2 separate regions of the Homo sapiens genome follow, and region 2 is linked to region 1. Evidence: read pairs that join two places in POLR2A ChIA-PET (ENCODE). Cell type or tissue: endothelial cell of umbilical vein. All regions are shown on one strand. Links, peaks and the distances in the headings refer to the core of each region. The heading gives the core; the rest is flanking DNA. Region 1 overlaps CDK14 (cyclin dependent kinase 14). Region 2 has its middle 18 kb from the start of LINC02932.

The links. ChIA-PET counts read pairs that join two places held together with the same protein. Peaks named below come from ENCODE experiments on the same cell type or tissue, not always from the same donor. Only the 100,000 strongest peaks of a DNase experiment are listed, where the experiment ranks them.
Region 2: POLR2A ChIA-PET joins it to region 1 with 6 read pairs; 2 of 35 experiments call an interaction of 5 or more read pairs at or near these places.

Annotation. Positions count from the first base shown.
Region 1 is chr7:91,101,293-91,104,209 of GRCh38, reverse strand. The region is part of intron 12 of CDK14 (cyclin dependent kinase 14); the gene reads right to left. Among named protein-coding and RNA genes, the nearest start is that of FZD1, 160 kb to the left of the region's middle. In endothelial cell of umbilical vein, for the core only: no CTCF peak of the experiment used is centred there; no DNase peak of the experiment used is centred there.
Region 2 is chr7:91,291,766-91,294,682 of GRCh38, reverse strand. No RefSeq gene overlaps it. Among named protein-coding and RNA genes, the nearest start is that of LINC02932, 18 kb to the left of the region's middle. RefSeq lists an enhancer at 1-544. In endothelial cell of umbilical vein, for the core only: no CTCF peak of the experiment used is centred there; a DNase peak (open chromatin) is centred at 1,322; H3K27me3 peaks cover 616 bases.

The DNA.
Region 1 (2,917 bases), core at 172-2,671:
GTGTACTCAATGAGCCTCTATGTTCACAAGGGGTCAGAAAAACCTGGAAGGGTATGTGGGACAAGAGACTGTTATGTTCATTCTACATTCATTTTGTAAAAAGATGTTTGTTGTTCATGGAAACTCTTTTAAAAAAAAACTAAGGAATTTTAAAATTATAAACCTGGATGACAAGACATAAACAATCCCTACTGAATTCAGAGTATGTGTGGTATGAGAATCTTATATTGCGAATAACTATGAAACAAGTGCTTTTAATACAGTTGAAAATAACAGTATGCTGCTCTTCTAATTATAAAGAATTTTCTGCATTTTTCTAGTCCTTATCCATGCAATACACACTCTCTCTCTCTCTCTCTCTCTCTTTCTCTCTCTCTCTCTCTCGGTCTCCTTGCAGTTTTTTAAAAAAATGTATGAAAGAAGGTAACATGAATAGTGAAAAACAGTCTTAGACCATGAATATAGAGCAGGATATTCTCCTTATTCCCTGTACAGGTTAGTTTTTATACCTCAGAAATGAGGAAGATGGAATAGATTGTCTTTAAGAGTTGTCCTAGCTCTAATGCTACATATCCTCCAATCTGGGAAGAACCAGATTGTGAACTAGAGGCAGGGAGAGTTAGCACAGCTGTACTGGCCTGCCAGGGCTGACCTACCAGAATTTCCTGCTCTGCCACCAATGAAAGGAACAAACAGTGCCTCTCACTTCTCTCCACTCAACCTTGAAACTAGCGCTTTTTCAAAATCTAACCTAAGTTTCTAAGACTTCCTGAAAACAGACAAAGAGCAAAGTAAACCTGGAGTCCTCTGCCAGACTAGAGAGTACCATCAAAGTTGAAAAGATGGAATGGAAAGTGGAGGACAAAAATGGTGGTGCAAAAAAGAAAAAGAGGAGGTCCACTGGTTGTGGCAAGACGAAGAGGGCTACTTCCTGGAAGACAGCATTTCTTTTTTTTTTTGACAGAGTATTGCTCTGCTGCCCAGGCTGGAGTGCAGTGGCATGGTCTCGGCTTGCTGCAGCCTCTGCCTACTGGGTTCCAGCGATTCTCCTGCCTCAGCCTCCTGGGTAGCTGGGATTACAGGTGCACACCACCAAGCCTGGCTAATTCTTACATTTTTAGTAGAGATCAGGTTTCACCATGTTGGCCAGACTGGTCTCGAACCCTGAACTCAGTTGATCCGCCCGCCTCAGCCTCCCAAAGTGCTGGGATTATAGGTGTGAACTATCGCACCCGGCCGGAAGGCAGCATTTCTAATACAATGTGGAGACACAACATCTGCTAAATGACTGAATGTTTGCTTGAGTAATGAGTATATCAATGGTTATATCTATAGAGGTTTCACATTACCTGAGAAATAAAAATTGAAGAAGTAGGCAGTCATTTTTGAGCAAAAACATCTTATGTTCAGGTCCTGGTCCTTAAAGAACCTCTTCAAACTATACATCCCCCGGAAGATGTCATTTTCTTTTTTTTTTTTCTGATTTGGTTTGGTTTTTGAAGTGGGAAGGAAGTTGATCCTTGCCTTTTTAAGGTTAACTTATAAACTAGGACTGCATGGATGTTTGTTTTGATTTAGGGTTTTTTTTTTTTACACTATAGTTCTAAAAGACTCCCTCTAAAACTGATGATACACCTGCTTGTATAACAACTAAGGCAAGCTACATTTTGTTCCCAAGGGTGGCTTCTAAATCTCTATAAAACTCTCCACTGGAATTTATTGTTTTAGCTCATGAAAACTGGATATAAAGAGTAAAGGTGTGGTAGGTGTAATTTACATATTAGACCATTCAATGGAGATACAAAATTCCATATAAAAAGCTTAAATGGGAAGAAAAAGTTCTAGAATGTTCCTCACTTACATTTTATATGGTGACGGGATACTATTACACTCACTATGGGCCTATGTCTGAAGCATAATAGTGTGCTTTCTTTTACAGAGTTGGAAGTACAACAACCAACCTGGAGTGAGTGATGCAGAGGGTCTATACTCATACTTTATGCACCGTCACACTCTTCACAGAGCAAAGCCACAGAGCCTGGATCCCTTCAATTGACAGTGCACATCTCTGTGGCAAGGATACCAATGCGGGTGCTGGCCACTGAATTAATCAACATCTGATCTCTTGAAAATGATCTGGATGATTTGTGAAGAAGTCCACCCACCAATAAAGACAAGTCTGTCTGTTTTCCTTAACTACTGAACAGAACTGTCAGATGCAGCAGTCTTCTTGTCTACACATCCAAAGCAAAATGCTCAAATGCTCATGTAACCCCCTCTTATCAAAGCTTTTTGTCTTAGAGGGAGTACTATGGTCATAACACTGCTTTTGTTTTTCAAAAAATGACTTACTTTTAGCAAACAGGCTTAAATTTATTCATTTTGCAAGGAGGGGTCAGAAATTGGTCAAGCAGAACATGAGTGAATCTGACATTGGAATAAACTCTTGGGGAAAATAAAGACTAACAGAAGAAAAGATTCAGCCCTGTGCAGTGTACTTCTCAACCCCAGGTGCTGGGCTGTGCAATGAAATGAGAAGCAAGACTCGTAGTTACATTAATAATGAAGACACAGAGTTGTTTAACACTGGGACTTCCTTTCTCACTGTACTCAATGTAAAAAAAATAATGAGATTCCTCCCCTCAAAACAAACTGATAACATTTTTATATTAGTTTCTGTAAATAGGCTGTAGTTTTAGTACATAAAAATACTCAATACTTATTCACTTATTCTAATGAAATTGTTTAATGCCACAATCTCCCTGGCAGACACTCATTCCCATAATGGTCAGCTCACTTGACAGCCAATGCTATATTAGAATAATGCTATTTGTAGGCAGCTCTACAGTTCACAAAATGCCTTCCCATGTATTATTTTATTTGATCCAGATGATCAAAGGGTCATGCTTACAAAATG
Region 2 (2,917 bases), core at 289-2,788, 190 kb before region 1:
TTCACCGGAGGTGCAAGCTTGTGTCCTTGAGAAACAACCTTGAATGCTGTCCAGATGTTGTAGCAGCAAGGCAGAATGGTCCCAAGCTGCAAGGAGCCAGCCACAGAGGAAAGAGGAGATGTTTAGCATTCTACCAGCCTTCTGTTTGCTTTATCTGTACTACATTAATTTAGCAGAGAATCCTAACAGGCTGTTAGTGGTAGATGTTGCAAAGTGTTCACTATCCCGAAAGAATGAAGAAATGCTTTTGCGCCAAGAAGAGGAGTAATTCAAAGCACGTAATTGATTTTCTACAGTTTCAAACTGTGATAAGACTAAGGTCTAGCAACAGAAACATATCTTAGCAGTTTTGTCTGTGTTTCTCGATGAAATAAAAAAAGAGAACCCCCATAACTAGTAGATGGTTAACTTACTTTGAACATCTCACTAGATATTAACAGATATTGCAGTGGAATTTGGAATAAATTGGTTTGATTTGGAATGGTTTGCAGAAGGCAGCTGTGCTGTAGGAAGCAAAATTCATTGCCCAGGTGTGTGATGGAAACACCTTTCCCATTTCCTCAAGGAACTGGGTGTGCTGCACTTACATTCAAGACTCTCTCCACTCCCCTTACCTCACCCACTTTTGCAGAACATGAATCAGAGGGAGGCTCTTCTGGTATTAGTTAGCAGGCAACACGCTTCACTCAGGGAAAACTCTTGCTCACTATTATTCCCAGCAAATGAGAGATATTAAGCCAGTCACCCTAGAGGCAACTGACCAGCTGTTCTTCTTGTTCATGGGAAACAGAGGAGATGAGGAGGTGAGCACCAGGTAGGGATAGGAAGTGAGACCTAGGAACTCCTTGCCGATGAGGGCTGACAAGTGCTGGCTTGGATGAACAAAGAGTTTTTATTCCCATAGACCTTTAGAAACAGGAGGTACTGGTTAGTTCCTCAGGTCTTTCTGGAAGTGAAGAGCTGGATTAGATGACATGTAAGACCACCCCCTCTTTTCCAGCTCTCTTTTGCCTTCTAGCAAACTAGCAAACGAAAATTCTCAATCTCTCTCCCACCAAAAAAAAAAAAAAAAAAAAAAAAGGGAGGAGAACCAGAAGCTTTGTCTGAAGTTGCAACAGTCACTGGGGGTCTCTCATCATAGTGCTTCAGGGCCTAAGGTGATCATTAACAGTCAGCAAGGCAAGTTCCCTGAGGCATGTGAGAGCAGGGAGACCGCAGAGTCAACTCTTACCTTTTAAGCATCCCTCCCCCGGCTCTTGTTAGAGGCCCCTTCTGCAATGCCAATTCTGTGTTTATACTGATGGTGGAAATAGATATGTATGGAATAACCCCAAAGTCATGTTAAACAAATACAATTCACTAAAAAGGAAGAGCCAGTCCCTGCCAATTTTCATCAGTCTTTGTTCCACTTATGTAAGAGCCCTGGCAACTGGGCTCAAAAACAACCTCAAGAGATATCATCATACTCCATCAATGGATAGCCCTCTGATAATGGGTTTGGAGTGGGGTTGAAGGGTGGAATGGGAAATGTTTCACCAGGGAGGTGGCCCTTCAACTGGCTCTTATAGGGTAGAAAAGGATTTTGTTGGAGGTTTGGGGTGCTAAGGAGGAGATTCCTGCAGCTGGATGGCGCAGTTCAAAGCACAGAGACTTTGAAATTGCAAGTTGTCAGGGAACTGCAAATAGTGGGGAAAAGCTAGAGGGTAGTAGATAAGTGGGGAGAGAAAAATAAGCTAGATGGATAGAAGGTGGTCATCCTAAGTTTTCCTGCCATTAAAGGGTCCTGAATAGAAGTAAAGAAAGGATTGAGCAGAAGTGATCAAATCAGTTAGTATTATAGTGGTCCAGGTGTGAGAGGATGAGTTCCTGAACTAGGGCAGTGACAGTGGGGATAGAAACTACAGGATGAATAGGAGAGAAGTTAACGTATAATCTACTGGACTTAGTATCTTTTACAATGTGAAGAATGAGGGCAAAAGGGAACCTGGGATGATTCACAAGTAGAGTGAGCAAAGAGCAAATACTGTCCAAATCATTGAATTTCATCTCCAAATTGTTTATTGTGTTACTTGAGAAGGAAGTTTGTTTCTGTATTTGACTTTGGTTTGATTTGGGGAGGCTTCATTTGGATTTCCAGGTATCCCCTTCATGTAGCTGTCCCTAACCTTTTTGGCAACAGGGATTGGTTTCGTGGAAGATAATTTTTCCACAGATTGGGGTAGGGAGGATGGTTTTGGGAAGATTCAAGTGCATTACATTTATTGTGCATTTTATTTCTATTATTAATACATAGTAATACATAATGAAATATACAACTCACCATAATGTAGAATCAGTGGGAGCCCTGAACTTGTTTTCCTGCAACTAGATGGTTCCACCTGGGAGTGATGGGAGACAGTGACAGCTCATCAGGCATTAGATTCTCCTAAAGAGCATGCAACCTAGATCCCTCACAGGTGCAGTGCAAATAAGGTTCATGCTTCTCTGAGAATCTAATGCCACTGCTGATCTCACAGGAGGTGGAGCTCAGGTGGTAATGTGAGCAATGGGGAGCAGCTGTAAACACAGATGACACTTTGCTTGTTTGCCTGGTGTTCGCCTCCTGCTGTCCAGCCTAGCTCTTAACAGGCCACAGACCACTACTGGTCTGTGGCCCAGGGTTCAGGGACCCCTCCCTTGGTGGACAGCAAAGAGAAAGTGCCTGGATGAAGGAGAGGAAAGAGGGCAACTGTGCTGGGAGCCTTCAGATTGTGGACAGTGGAAGTAAGGTGATGATGGTCACCAGGAGAACCTTATGAAAAACTAATATACCATGTTCTAAAAGCTTTATTTATTTTATTATTTTATTTTTGAGACACAGTCTCGCTCTGCTGCCCAGGCTGGAGTGCAGTGGTGCAGTCTCGGCTCACTGCAACCT